Regions from separate parts of the Homo sapiens genome. Here region 1 is linked to region 2. A link is a loop called in an ENCODE intact Hi-C map of the cell type or tissue named here. Cell type or tissue: endothelial cell of umbilical vein. All regions are shown on one strand. Each heading gives the region's core, and the rest is flanking DNA. Links, peaks and the distances in the headings are about the cores only.

What was found. A loop is a pair of places that touch in the nucleus more often than their neighbours do. Peaks named below come from ENCODE experiments on the same cell type or tissue, not always from the same donor. Only the 100,000 strongest peaks of a DNase experiment are listed, where the experiment ranks them.
Region 1: a loop joins it to region 2, with 2.1 times the contacts of the local background. A loop is called at or near these places in 2 of 110 quality-filtered maps.

The regions. Positions count from the first base shown.
Region 1 is chr5:132,826,123-132,833,564 of GRCh38, reverse strand. SHROOM1 (shroom family member 1) reads left to right here and starts at 2,918. Exons shown (of 10, transcript NM_001172700.2): 1 at 2,918-2,971; 2 at 5,958-6,104; 3 at 6,978-7,288; 4 at 7,383-7,442. The coding sequence starts at 7,425. RefSeq lists silencers at 2,610-3,029, 3,240-3,549. In endothelial cell of umbilical vein, for the core only: a CTCF peak has its summit at 3,486 (motif pointing left); a DNase peak (open chromatin) is centred at 3,424; H3K4me3 peaks cover 1,663 bases; H3K27ac peaks cover 427 bases.
Region 2 is chr5:132,293,284-132,300,935 of GRCh38, reverse strand. SLC22A4 (solute carrier family 22 member 4) reads right to left here and starts at 6,542. Exons shown (of 10, transcript NM_003059.3): 1 at 5,927-6,542. The coding sequence starts at 6,319. RefSeq lists silencers at 6,375-6,424, 6,495-6,854 and enhancers at 7,085-7,134, 6,951-7,569. In endothelial cell of umbilical vein, for the core only: no CTCF peak of the experiment used is centred there; DNase peaks (open chromatin) are centred at 4,015 and 5,595; H3K4me3 peaks cover 1,732 bases; H3K27ac peaks cover 3,294 bases.

The DNA.
Region 1 (7,442 bases), core at 1,534-6,533, 530 kb before region 2:
AGCCAAAGACCACCACGAGCACACCTGTAGTTGAACAAGTTGGGTTCATTGCTTGTTGAAGTGAGAGAGGACACGTAGCATGGGAAACCACGTGGCATCTCAGGAAGAGAGCATTGGAAAGGACTTAGAGGATCTGGGTTTGGGTTAGTGCTTTTCAAGAGGGTTAAAGAAGCAGAACTTTCCTTTGTGCTGGATGCTGTCAAGAAGCAAGAGTAATTCTATGATTGGGTATATTAATAAATCTTATCTAGAAAGAGGAATGATTAGAGTGAGGCTAAAGCTGCAATTGGTAAAGAAGCAGCAGGTACTCACATTAGCTAGGACAGCAGGCACTCATTAGCTAGGTCATTTTTGTGACTTGGACAATGTTCATGCTTTTGTATGTGTTAGACATGATTAGAGTGCTGTTGTTTTTGTCTTGATCCATCATTGTTAAAGAACGGCCCTGTCTCACATTGATGCCCTGTGAAATGGCTTATGTCCAATGGGACAACAGTAAGGCCTTGCTGTGAATGTCAGGTCAAATTCTGGCAACACCAAGGTCCAGCTGGGCCTTTCAGATGTTAGGGGTTACTTTTCTCTTTCTCAGAACAGAAGAGGTTAAGAGAGACGTGGGTAGGTGGGATTTCAGTTTTCTGGGGACTTAGGCAGAGAGTTGCTTAGTGTGTGCAAGAGGTGAGCGGTAGGTGGGTGGAGTGGGTTAATAAGAATCGCTCTGGACTGCATCCTCATGGTCCCTAGCAGAGAGTTGCTTAGTGTGTGCAAGAGGTGAGTGGTAGGTGGGTGGAGTGGGTTAATAAGAATCGCTCTGGACTGCGTCCTCATGGTCCCTAGCAGAGAGGTGCTGTAGTGTGTGCAAGAGGTGAGTGGTAGGTGGGTGGAGTGGGTTAATAGAATTGTTCTGGACACTGTGTCCCCATAGTTTTCAAGAAATATAAGTAAAAAACATAACCATTTTTTTTTTTTTTGAGACAGAATCTCACTCTGTTGCCCAGGCTGGAATGAAGTAGCGTGATCTCGGCAGACTGCAGCCTATGCCTCCTCGGTTCAAGCGATTCTTGTGCCTAGGCCTTCCAAGTAGCTGGGACTACAGGTGCGTGCCACCACGTCCAGCTATTTTTTTTTGTATTTTTGTAGAGACAGGGCTTCGCCATGTTGCCGAGGCTGGTCTCGAACTCCTGAGCTCAAGCAATCTGCCCACCTTGGCCTCCCAAAGTGCTGGGATTACAGGCATGAGCCACCGCCCCAGCCAACATGAGCAATTAAAAATTTTTTGTTGTTGTTTGCTGGGCTGTCTTTCTTCTATTTTGATGCTGCTGTGAGACTCTGTGGATCAGGGTCTTAAAAATATTAAAAGTCTTTCAGGCCGGGTGCGGTAGCTCATGCCTGTAATCCAGCACTTTGGGAGGCCAAGGTGGGTGGATCACCTGAGGTCACGAGTTTGAGACCAGCCTGGCCAACATGGCGAACCCCGTCTTTACTAAAAATACAAAAATTAGCTGGGCGTGGTGCCCGGTGCCTGTAATCCCAGCTACTTGGGAGGCTGAGGCAGGGAAAATTGCTTGAACCTGGGAGGCGCAGGTTTCAGTGAGCAGAGATCCGGCCACTGCACTCCAGCCTGGGCGACAGAGGGAGACTCTGTCTCAAAAAAGCAAAACAAACAACAAAAGTCTTTCAAAGCCGAAAGGTTCTTAGGCACTGTCTTAAAGCCTAGCGCTCCAGCTGAAGCTGGTGCCTGAGTCCAGATGGTGTTGAAGAAGGAGCAGGGCCCAGCGGGCACCACTCTCAGAAGTCGGGCTCAGGTGTCTCCTGCCTCCGAACCCAAGAAGACCCAAGAAGACAGAGTTCCTCAGGCTCCCAGTGTCCCTAGGAAGTGGCAACCTTGACTCTTGGCCAGAGTTCAGAGTCCTGGTTATTAACACCAATAAACCTTTATTTGCCAGGGATACTACCATGGGAGGACACAGCCCCTGAGCCCAGCCCTGTTGATCCTGTGGGAGCGGGAGGGCAGCGGAGGACAAAGGCAGAGACCTGAGAGCCGGAGAGGCTCATCAAAGGGTCCCCAGCCCCTCTCAGGAACGGAGCATTTCTTGGCAGAGTGGTATTCATAGGACAGAGTTTGGGAAGTCGGGGCAGGGGAGCCTGAGGACACAGCAAGGAGAGCTCAGTGGCAGGTGCAGGCAGAGCGTTCTTTGGAAAATGGAGATCCTGGAAGGTGAGGGCCTCGAGCGCCAGTGTCCAGCCTTAGTGGGTATGCATATGTCCAGCTCCCTAAGGACACACTCAGGACAGCTAAGGTGCACACAAGTCCAGGGGCTTCCCCGTGCTCCGCCCCCCTCTCCCCCACCCCGGTAGCAGGCTGGAGGGCCCAGACCATGCTGGGTAGTGGGAGAAATGGAAAGAAATGGGACAGGGAACAGGAGACAAGAGCCCATGGTGGGAGTCAAAGAGCTGGAAGAGTTTTGGAAATGGGGGTCTGGGGGTAGAGTTGATCAAGGGCCGAGTTACTCAGCGGGACAGGTGGGAGGCACGAGGCCCTGGCAGCTCTGTTTTCTTGGCCGGGCTTGGGGGGGAAAGCGGGTAGCCGTCAGGCGCCTAAGGGCCCGCCCTGGACCTCCCCACCGAGGGAGGTGTCAGGCCCCGAGGGACCCGGCCCCCGAGCATCACGGACGCGCTGGAGGCCGGTGGGCGGTCGCCGTAGTCGCCCTCCCACCACCTCGCTCAGGTTTCTCCGGCCTGGGGCAAGAGGCCTGTGGCCCGCGCGGGAACGCACTGTCCACCCTCAGACCTGGGACTGGGCCGGCGCGCGGACGCTACCAAGAGGCTGCGGCTCCCGCCCCCGCGGCCGGACGTGGCGCCTCCCCTGAGGCCGCGGCCGGAGCCTGGAGGTGGGGTCGGAGTCAGAGCCCGGGGCTCTGATGTCACCGCGCGGCTGCGACGGCCCAGGAGCGCGTCTCGGCGGGAGCCTCAGGTACGCGGCGGGGGCGGGGGAGCGGGAAGCGGGCGGCTGGGTCCGCTTCCCCCGGGAGGCCGGCGGGGCTGCGGGCGGACGGGGGTGAAGAGCGGGCGGCGAGGCGGTGGTCGCGGGGCAGCCCGGGCATCGTTCGGCCGGGACGTGTCTGGCTCGGCGCCGCGTCAGGTTGCGCCAGTGGAGTCGGACCCCAGCGCGCCTCTCCCAGCTGCAGAGCTGCAGGGCGGAGAGGCGGCCCACTCTAAGCTGGCGGCGCGGCTCAGGGGCGCGGCTGGGCGCGCCGCGTGTGGCGCCGGCGGGCAGCGCGGTCTCACTCCGCCACCCTCCGCTCCTGCCCTTTGTCGCCAAGCATCTGGAGAAGCCGGGTCCTTCCCTCCCGGGCTCGCGCTGTCCCCTGCGCGCGATCCTTCCCCGACGGTGAACCCAACGGGAAAGGCCCAGAACTGCGCGGGGCTGCGGCCATCTGCTGTCGAGCCGCTCCGCGTGTCTCTGCCGCCCCCTGCGGCCGCCGGGGCCTGCGCCTCTCTCCCTCCCGTGCCTCGGCTCCCAGAGATTGAACCCCAGGTAACCGGGTCTGTCCACGCCCGCGGCCGCCTCTCCCCGGGTGTCGCCAGCTTCCTGCATTTCCTGTGCATGGCACGGAGCTCGGGTCTCCAGAGACTCTGCATCTGGGGTGCAGCGACCGATGAGCCCGTAAACCAGTCGCACACTCGGAGCGTGGATGCTGCGTGGGGTGCGCTGTCAGCGCGGACAGGCTGGGAGAACGGGGGACGCTGGGGACAGGGAGAGCCGGTGAACTTCCCAGAACGTCCGCCTAGCCAGACCCAGCTGCGGGTACTGGGTTTTGAGACGTGGTCCAGTACCCAGGAACTCAGTCTGACAGGGAGACAGCGCCTACACAGTGAGCCCAGTACTGAGGGAAGACCCGCTGGGAGGGGCGGCCTGGATAGCCCCTCCACAGAGAGGTCAGATGTGAGGTGGCCTTGAGGGAGGTATGATGTAAATCCTGATCATTCGTTGTATTTGAGGCTGTCCGTTCTCCTGTGCCTCCTCGGTCGCCTTACTTGGATCTGTTCCCATTGCCTTGGTGTGATTTTATCCACCGGAAACTGTCTTCAGCTATTTCCCCAGTAACCTCTAACTAAAAACCTGGGTCTTGCCTGGTCTACCCTCCCCTGCTGAACTCCAGAGCCACATCCCAACTGCTGCCTGACTTGTCACAGACACCATGAAGCCCAGACTGAAGGAGCACTGGCCCCCTTGACAATTCCTCAGCCCCAGCTCCTCCTTTCAGACTGGTGCCTCCACCTGCCAGACCCCTAGCTTTGAAGGCCAATCTCATCTTCGTCTCCTTCCTCTCTGGCTCCTTCATTCAGGTGACAAGTATACATCAAATGCCCACCCCAACTCCCCCTCCCAGGACTCCAATCTGGTGTCTTTCTAGCGGGGAGTCTAGGTTGCTCCCTCTGCTCTGGAGAGGCTTGGCAAAATGCCTGCAGAGCTCCTTGAGCTCCACCTCTGAACTCCCTTTCAGCAGCCGGCACAGGCATAACAGCCCAGCCCACAGGTACCACTGCCACTGAGGCAGGGACCCCTAAGGTAGGGCTACCCCCAGCCACAGGGGCTGGCTGGACTGCAAGAGGCTCCCTGCAGCCAGACAAGTATGAAAATGCCTTGTTGTTTTGTGCTGAGGCCCCCCAAAACACACCAAAGCAGCTGGGCCCTCTTGGCATGGTAGGTTCTGCAAAGCACCCACTGTGAGGAGCCTGCGTGAACATCAACCTGATAGGGCCACCAGTGCAAAAGCATCTTCAACAAGTTACAGTCAATAAGGAAACACATGTGTAGACACATTTTTATTGCCCATTCAAGCTGTTTTTATTTGCTGAATTCAGAATCCTTTAACATAGTAACTCACAAATAAGATAGATTTTCATAGATTTTCAAGACCTCTTTTGAGGAAACATCTTGTGTTTGGTGATCCCCATCTGTAGCTGCAGCAAGCCAAAATGGGCAGGATGGGTGACATGAGCTAGTGCTCCCAAGCTGGACTCAGAAAGAGTAGGAAGAGAAAGGGCTAATGTCTGAGCAGTCGGGTGGGCTTCCTAGATGAGGGGACTGTCCTCCCAGGAGCTGCTACTCAGAGTAGTTTCTTGTCCTCCTAAAGTTTAGAGTGGAAATACTTTGCAAAAGAGGTCCCCAACCCTAAGTGTGAGGGCTAAGCTCCTGGGCTTAGTAGGCATATACAAATGCCCCCAGGTGGGTGACATCAAGATGTTCTGGTCCTAGGTCTGCTGAGAGCCTCTCCTGGGAATGTTGTAGGTACTGCCTTTCCCTTTTAGGAAACACCATATCCTCCTACCACTAACCCCCATCCTTGCCCTAACCAGCAATCTGTAACATCCTGGGCCTCAGGGACGTGGGTGGAGGGTGACTCTGAGCTCCAGATAGTGTCTAGGAGGCTCAAATAAGCCTGCTTTTTGGTCCTCACCCTAGCCGTGGGCCACCCTACTCTGCACTCCCTACCAAGCAGCTCAGAGAATGGAGGCCAGCGCCCAAAAGTCTCCATAGTTCATAGGGAGCCCCAAACCTCAACACTGCCCTTTCCCAAGCCTCAAAATTTCTCTTACCCTGACCCAGGCACACCCACTCAACTCTTACCCTTGATCCCCCTCCCAGGACCAGAAGGGATTGATTTCTGGTGAGTCCTGCCCCAAGCTGTGCTTGCCTGCTCTGTTCGTACCTAATATTGCATGAGGAACCTGGCCAGTGTCTATGGTGGCAAGTGCTTCACCCATTCTGTCCTCTTCCCCAGAAAAGACTAATAGGGAGGGAAGAAGCGTGCGCAGAAGCTAAGGAACTCTCTTCCTTCTCTACCAAGGCCACCCCTACATCTACTCCCTGCAAATCTGTTATTTCCCTTGACATTCAGCAAATATTTGGGGTTTTGTTTTGTTTTGTTTTGTTTTGTTTTGTTTTGAGACAGAGCCTCACTTTGTCGCCAGGCTGGAGTGCAGTGGCGCGATCTCGGCTCACTACAACTTCCGCCTCCCGGGTTCAAGCGATTCTTCTGCCTCAGCCTCCCGAGTAGCTGGGACTACAGGCGTGTGCCACCACGCCCAGCTAATTTTTGGTATTTTTAGTAGAGATGGGGTTTCACGATGTTGGCCAGGATGCTCTTGATCTCTTTACCTAGTGATCCGCCCACCTCGGCCTCCCAAAGTGCTGGGATTACAGGCGTGAGCCACTGCACCCGGCCCAAATATTTAACATTGACTGTATGCCAGGGACTCTGCTGGGCACTGAGAGTGCAGCAATGAGGAAGAGCAGGGCCCATTCTCAGGAAGCTCAGGGGTGGGAATGGGAGGAGGGAATCAGAAGCAAGCCAACAGGGACAGTGTGGGGTGGGGGTCAGCTCAGCACACTGTAGGAGTCCCAAAAAGTGAGGAGACCTCTAAGCTGAGTCCTACAGGAGAAGCAAGAATAGAAGCAGGGCAAAGATGGGGGTCGGCCCATCATTCCTAGACGAAAGGCAGAGTTTGAGAAGTGGGGGCCAGATTATTTTGGAATCTGCCAATAGTGTATGGGGAGGTAGGGGTGACTTTCCCATAGTGGAGTGTGGGCTTCCTTGGAGGATTCAGGCTGTTGGGGAACAGGAGGGATGGTAAACTGCCTTTCAGCAGGGCTTGCTTCTAGGAAATTGATTCTGGCTGCAGTGAGCGTGGAGGCAGGCCTGGATTCCAGGCAGGCTTCTGCCACGTCCCAGCTGTGTGGCCCTGGACAAATCATTTCCCTCTCAGAACCTCATTGTCCTTGTCTGTAAAATGCAGACAGCAGTTGCAACGATCAAAATAAATATTTATATAAAGCACCTGGAACATAACAGGCACAGAGGGAGGGAGGAAGGCTGTGAAGCTGCCTCTGCCCCTTGCCCTGGGTCTTCCCCCACCCCTCCTTTCTTAGCTCCCCTGAGGTCACAAGAGTGTTCTTGACCATTGTTTATCAGGGAAAGATCACATGGAGAAGCCAACAGAACGGCCAGGAAGCAGCCTGGGTGGAACAGGGTTGGGGAGGAAAGGAACATGGGTACATTCTCAGCGTTCCAGGAGGTCTCAGGGTAAAGGCTGCTTGTGTGGGCAAGGGGAGCCTGGCAGGGAATGAGCTGGTCCCAATTCCTTCCCCTGAGCTGGGCCCTCAACCTTCAGAGGTGCTCCCTGGGACTGGTCCTACTTCCTCTGCCACCTCTGATCCCAAGGTGACTCTGCCAAAATCTGGGGGATGCCAGCGCTTGTGACGGTGTGACCAGGGAGGGGAAGTGTAAGTGTCTGGCCGTCCGTGGTGGCGGGGCCAGCAGGCTGTCCCAGCCCTCACCCGGAGCTCCTCACCCGGCACCACATCTGTGTTTTCCCAGGACCCACGCAGCCACCCAGCCTCAGCACTCATCTGCGCAGCCATGGAGGCCCTGGGACCT
Region 2 (7,652 bases), core at 1,655-6,654:
CAGTAGGTCTCAGGGATGAGGACCCCAGCATCAGACACTCTGGGTTGCTTGGGGCACTTCCTTCCCCAACAGAAGCTTCAGTCCCAACCCAGGTCCCACCAGTCCCTGCTTGCGTTCCTGCTCAACTGCTGCCTGATGGAAAACTTAGCAACGAGCTGTGACTGGCACTCCTCCCGCAGGGGTAAACACAGACTCCTCTAGCCCTGACTGCAGAGACAGATAAAGGCCCTTACCCTGGATATCTACATTCTCTATCCTTAAAGTGAAAAATAACTTGGTTTGAGCTAGAATAACTGGAGCAACAAAATAAAGATGGATAGCATTAGTTTATAACTGATGAAATAAAATAAGTATGTATGAACCTGTACTGATATAAGTTAACAATTGCATACATTAATAAATAGATGTGGAGGGGAAGCTCTTCTTCTCAGAAGAATTCCAATTAATAAATGTTGAAGGAATCAGAAAATGCAAAATCATCACTAGGCAAACTGCAGTAATAATTGTTTCAGTCAAGACCTAGTGATGAATGCTAAAATCAGTGAATAAAAATTTGAGGAGACACAGGATTTTGTATAATCTCGAAGAACCTCCCTTAAGATATTTATTAGTGACAGAGGAAAAAATAGTACCTTTACAGCAGAGAAATTCCACAGACACCAACTTGACAAATGATCAAGGTTAACATCACCAGTAATAAGACACATCAGCATCATGTACCCACTGGTATGATGCCCAGAGAATGCATCACTTCTAAGGTATCATTACCAAAAAGTGCATAACGCAATCTAATTGTGAGAAAAATCATGCCAACCCAAACTGAGGAGCATTCATCAAAATACTCATAAAAATGTCAAGATCATGAAAGATAAGGAAAGACTAAGGAACAATCACAGATTGGAGACTGAGACATGACAACTAAATACAACATGGGATTTTGGATGGGATCCTACGATAGAAAAAGGGCAGTAGTAGAAAAACTGGTGAAATCCAAACAAAGTCTGTAGTTCAGTTATTACTATTGTAACCAATGTTAATTTCCTGGTTTGGATAAATGCATAACGCGTATTTAAATTGTTAACATCAGAGAAAGCTAGATGAAGGGTATATGTGAAATCTCTGTACTATTTTCAAACTTCTCTCTAAATCAAAAGTTATTTCAAAATAAAGTTAAAAAATAATCGCCAGGCGCGGTGGCTCACGCCTGTAATCCCAACACTTTGGGAGGCCGAGGCAGGTGGATCACCTTAGGTCAGGAGTTCGAGACCAGCCTGGCCAACATGGTGAAACCCTGTCTCTACTAAAAATACAAAAAACAAACAAACAAACAAACAAAAAACTAGCCGGGCATGGTAGCAGGCCCCTGTAATCCCAGCTACTCGGGAGGCTGAGGCAGGAGAATCGCTTGAACCAAGGAGGCAGAGGTTGCAGTGAGCCGAGATGGCACCATTGCACTCCTCCACCCTGGGCAACAAGAACGAAGAAAGAAACTCCATCTCAAAAAAATAAAATAAAATAAAATAAAATAAAATAAAATAAAACGAAAAATAATTTGACTCTTAGTAACTGCACAGGTTGAAAAACTTGGACCTCACAATCAACCCCTGAAGAAGGAAACTACCTTATACACATGTACACACACAGACGAATGCACTCACGCAAACCCCAACTCAGACACCTTATTGCTACCTCCTGGCATACTATGAAAGGCATTTCTACAGCACAGCATGCCATCCTTGGTTCCTGGCTAACCCTGTCCTCCTGTGAAGAGGTGTTGGGGGGCAGTTCAGGCAGACTTGTCTGTCCCCAAAGATATGCCCATTGGGAGATCCTGGCACGGCAGTATAAGGCAAAGACACAATCTGAGGACAGTCCCACTACCTGTGTTGTGCCAACTGGGATGCAGAGAACCTTCTCAGGGGCCCTGGGCTTGGCCCTGTACACTGGCACTGGCCAAGTCAGTATGGGTTTGGACTTGTGTTCTATTCTCTGAGGCTTGGAACTGCCACTGTGGGGAGAGGGGCTCAGCCTCCAGCAAGTCCCATCACCTATTACACAGGCCACAACCTGGACTTTAGAACAGCTCCCACCATGCCCACTGTCCCCAGCCAGTGGAGAAGGCAAAGAAGGTGCTGAGCTTCTGCCTTTACCACTCCTCACCACCACCTAGGAAGCCCATTTGCTGGTGCCACACTCTTTGCTGGTGCCACACTCTGTGCTGGCCACCACCGGATGGGGCATGGGGCATTATCTCACTGAGTCCTCCCAACAACTCAGATAAGGTGGCTTCTCTTATTATCCCCATTTTGAAAACTGAGATAAAGTACACATAATATACAGTTTACCATCTTAGCCATTTTTAAGTGTACAGTTCAGAAGCGTTCACACTGTTGTGCAATCAATCTCCAACACTACTTTCATCTTACAAAACTGAAACTCTATACCCATGAAACAACGACTCCCTACTCCTTCCTTCTTCCAGTCCCTGGCAACCACCATTTACTTTCTGCTTCTGTGAGTGTGACTACTCCTGTAGTGAAATCAGAAAATAATTTGTCTTGTGACTGGCTTATTTCACTAAGCGTAGTCTCCTCAAGGTTTATCCACGTTGTAGCATGTCCTTCCTTTTTAAAGCTGAATAATCGTCCATTGTACGCATATACCACATTATGTTTATCCATTTGTCTGTGGAAGGACACTTGGGTTGCTTTCACCTTTTGACTATTGTGAATAATGCTACCATAGACATGGTGTACAAATATCTCTTTGAAACCCTGTTTCAATTATTTTAGACATATATCCAGAATTAGTATTGCTGGATCATATGGTGATTCTATTTTTAATTTTTTTAGGGACCACCACATTATTTTCCATAGTGGCTGCACCATTTTACACTCCCACTAGGAATGAACAAGGGTTTCAATTTCTCTACATCCTCACTAACACTTGTTATTTTCTGTGTTTAAAAACAACAACAACACTTTTTTAGAGGTGGGGTCTTGCCCTGTCACCCAGGCTGGAGTGCAGAGATATGGTCATAGCTCACTGCAACCTCAAACTCTTGGGCTCAAGTGATCCTCCTGCCCCAGCCTCCTGAGAAGCTGGAACTACAGTCACATGCCCTCATGCCTGGCTAATTTTTTATTTATTTTTTGTAGAGATGGGGTCTTACTATGTTGCCCAGTGCTGTCTTGAACTCCTGCCCCCTAGCAATCCTCCTGCCTCGGCCTCCCAAAGTGGATTTCTGGGTGTTTTTTTTTTCTTTTTGTAGTAACTATTTTTAAGGGTACAAAGTGGTACCTCCTTATGATTTTCATTTGCATTTCCCTAGTGATTAGTGATGTTGAGCCTCTTTTCATCGCTTGTACCCCCAATTTATAGACAAGGAAACTGAGGCTTTCATCAGTGATGTAACCTGCCTGGAGTCAGCCAGGTGGTTGGCAGTGGAGTCAAAACTGGCCCTCTACTGAGTCTGACTCCAGAACTCTGTGTGCTGCCGCCCCTCTGGGGGAGAGCCATCCATCCATCCTGCTTACCCTGGTACTTGCTTCCTTCCCTCCTCCTCCCAACCACCAGAGCCCAGTTTTTTGTTGTTGTTGTTGTTTGTTTGTTTGTTTTGAGACACAGTCTGGCTCTGTCACCCAGGCTGGAGTGCTGTGGTGTGATCTCAGCTCACTGCAACCTCCGCCTCCCAGGTTGAAGTGATTCTCCTGCCTTAGCCTCCCGAGTAGCTGGGACTACAGGGGTGCACCACCACTCCCAGCTAATTTTTGTATTTTTAGTAGAGACGGGGTTTCACCATGTTGGCCAGGCTGGTCTCAAACTCCTGACCTCAAGTAATCTGCCCGCCTCAGCCTCTCAAAGTACTGGGATTACAGGCGTGAGCCACTGTGCCCAGCCCCTAGTTGCTTTTTATTTTACTTCCACCACTCAAAAAGGAAGCCAGGAAGGGAAAAGCTGCCAAAAAAAGCAAATCCTGGTGCATGTGTGTGAATGTGTGATGATGTACATCCTTAGAGGTCCCTGTGAACAGCGTACAACATGAGTAGCTATGGACTTGGAGGCCAGCAGCTACTCACCCCTCACGCCCTACAGTGAACAAAACCAGCGAGCAATGGAAAAGCAGACAGGTCAGCCCAGCTGCCAGGGAAGGCTGCCACTCATGGGTCCAGCCTCCATAACAGGCACTGATAACACTTCCAGGAATCGACGCGGGATGAGCTGGCCCCCAGTCTCAGCTGCTCCCAGGCCATGCTGTGGGCAGGGAGTGGGCAAGCACTAGAGCCCCTGCTAGGGAAGCAAATCCAGAGAAGCATGGCCACCTTAGGGCCCAGGGTAGGTATGGTGCCAATGCTGGGGGATCCAAAGGCAGTCCCTGGGCTGAGCCCACTTCCCACAGGTGCCACAGATTCGACAACCACCACGCCTGGCTGGCCACCATTCTCTTGCAGAGGAGAGTTTCAAAACTTCCTCACTGGTCTTCTTGTTTATCATAGCAGCTAGAGTGAGCTCTTTCCAAAAGCACGAACCTGGCCTTAGAATGCTTACTATTTTCTCACTGTCCTCCGAATAAAGTCAGCTCCTCAGTATACATAGAAGGCCACTATGAACTAGCCCTTGTGGCCATTTCTAGTCTCATTTGTCATATCTGTCATCCCTTGAGTTCCAGCCACTCCGATATATGAGAATTCCATTACCTGAATTTCCCATACTCTTGCCTAGACAGGTCTTGCTCACATTTTCAGAATCAGCTAAAATCATATCACCCCTTCTTGGAGTATTTCCTCCACCTATTGTCCCACAGAGAGGGTGATTTATTTATCCCAGGTCACATAGCAAGCAAGGCAGGACTTGAATTTGGGTTCCAGAACCCTATTGCTAACCAGGGTTAATGTTAGCCTTCTCAGTAACACAGCCAGTGTGCCCCATGGGCATCTGAGGGTAGGCTCCACACACCAGATGTCCACACCTTAGTGCTCAGCACAAGGCCAGACACAATGTCTGATGACCGCTATACCGTGCTGAGGGAAAGGGATAAGGGACTAGCAGAGGCCACTCAGGTTTTTCTTGGGAGGAGCATGAGGCAGAGGAGGGACTAGCAGCAGGGAAATCCTACCTGCCTGACCAATAGCAGGCAACAGCTCCATGAGGATGCTCTCCTCAGAAGAAAGGTGTATCCTGACCCAGGTCCTTACCAGATGTGAAGCAGCAAAAGCGGGAGAAGTGTGTGTGCATCCTCATTCCTGGAACTTAGAAAACCTGCCACTAACCACGCAGGGTGCTGAGGGGCTACAGCCCCTGCCTGCCAACTCACCCTGTGCTCAGAGAGGTCCCTGAGGGCCAGGGCTTCCAGCTGGGGTTTCGCCTTCTGTGCTTCCTTGCACCCAATGAGCCTCAGGAGGCCATCTGCTGTCTTAGAGAAACTGGGGCCTCAGGAAAGGACCCCAAACCTCACAAGTATATGGTACGGCAGTACACCTCCTGATGCCTCCAGAAGTCTGTGGCCAGGGAACAGACAAGATTTGGCCCCGCCCTGCCCAGTAACAAGGTCCCTCACACCCCTCCTCCCATGCCTGGCAGGAAGGTGACTCAGGCAGTGCGTCTGGGTAGCCTGGGGCTGCGCTTCCCCCAACGCAACATCTAGGTTCTTAGGAAACTTCATTTGTTGTGAAAATCGGAAATGAAAAGACAGTTGGTGACAAACTCCTTTCTCCATCACCTCCTTATTGGACAGAAACGACCCAGGAATGCGCCTCGCGTGAGTCCTATTCTTTCTTGGGGTGCACACCCGCTGCTGGAAGTATGAACAGCAGGTTTGAGGGGGAGGGGAGCGCTGACCCGGGCACTGCGCAGGGAGTCTCAAGGGGGGCTGACGCAGAGGGAGGGTCAGGCACTCCCGGGTCAACGGTCTCGGCCTGGCACCCACCTCGGTCACGACGGTGGACAGGTAGACGTCCTGGCTGAACTCCCAGCCATCCAGGCAGCTCTCCTGCTCCAGCTGCCCCAGGTCCACGTCGCGCCCCGGCTCCAGCCCGAGCGCCGAGAAGTTGGCGATGGTGGCGAGCCGGTAGCGGCTGCAGCTGTGGGGCACCTCGCGGCCGTCCCGCAGCCGCAGCGGGACACTGTTGTTGCGCCAGGCGCTGCTCAGGTTCGCGGCGTCCGGCACTCGACAGCGGTGCTCCGGGGTCCCCGCCAGGAACACGACTGACATACCATTGAAGCCATTGGGGATGATGCTGGCGCTGAGCAGGAAGAAGATGAGGCGCTGGAAGGGCCCCCACTCGCCCAGGAAGGCGATCACCTCGTCGTAGTCCCGCATGCTTCCCACTGCCGCTCCGAAACTTGCAACTACGGGTGATGACAGCGTTCTCAGGACAGTGTCTTGTAGCTGGGGCGCTCCCCAAGGATGTTAGAACGTTCCCGGGGGACAGGCAGGCTGTTAGAAATTGGGGCGCGAAGCCGGGGACCGTTCCTGGGAAACAGGCTGAAGGCGTTGGAGCGTTCCCGGGAGCTCGCGCTGAGCTTGATGCCACTGTACACTTGGGACCACACCCCCATCCCCGGCCGGGCGCGGGGAAGGGGAGGGCGGCCCAGCCCGGGAGGCTGGGCTCCCGGCTGTCTCCGCCCTGTGCTTCGCGCGCCCGCCCGCCCCCAAGGACCTGACGGGGGCTTCCAGGCTGGGCTCAGCCATTCCGCCCGCGTGCCGGGGAAGAAGCTCGTTCTCGGTTGTCCCCAGCCACCCCCGAGCGCTGATTCCCAGACCTGGGCCCCACGTGGGAGGGCGGGCGCAAGGGAGGAGCCGAGGCCAGAGAGCGAGTTCTCGGAGGGGTCGGCCCTCGATCTGCTCGGGCCGCGTGGCCCCGGGCCCAGACCCCAGCAGGGTTCCCTCCGCGGTCTCCTCCAATCTGGAGGCTGAGCTTAGGCTGCCACGCGTGGGGCGCGGAGGGGCGAGTCAGTGGAGTCGGTTCCCGGGAAACTTCTGGGGGCGGCAGAGCGACAGGAGCGCGCCCTCTCCTGTGGCGCCTCGCGCAGGCGGCTGGCACACGCCGACAGGGAGCTCATTTCCCAACAGTCCTAGCAGAGCTGAATTCGGTCACCCCTGGCGGCGCCCGGACAGCGTCCTCAGGACAGCCAGGACCCTCATCTTGCACAGGGAAAACAGGCCCACAGCCTGGAAGGGATGAGCAAGGTCACACTACGTCAGAGATGGGCCCGGATCGGAGGGAGGGGCGGGGGCAGGAGACAACCGAGTGCCCGGGAGGCGAGTTTCCTCCCCCGCACGCCGGCGTAATGGCTGAGCCCAGCCTGGAAGCCCCCGCCGGGTCCATGGGCGGGCGGGCGCCAGGACATGGAGCCTGCGCATTGCGGGAGCACAGTCATGGAGGCACTGTCGTCACGCTGGGTTCTGATTTTGAGCCCCTTGCTCTCCTCACGCCCCCAGGGCCCTTTATCGCGGCAGGCTGTCAGAGCTTTCTCCGACTGGAAGGCTTTCTGTTAGCAGAAGGGCCTGCCCCCAGTCCAGGAACAGAGGGAGGGAGGGAGAGAGAAGTAGGAGATCCGATTTGGCGCTCAGACCCGGCAGGGTAACCAAAGCAGGGACCACAGCCTCCCTTTTTTTGGCTCAGTGCCCAGACCTAAGGCCCTTCTGCTGT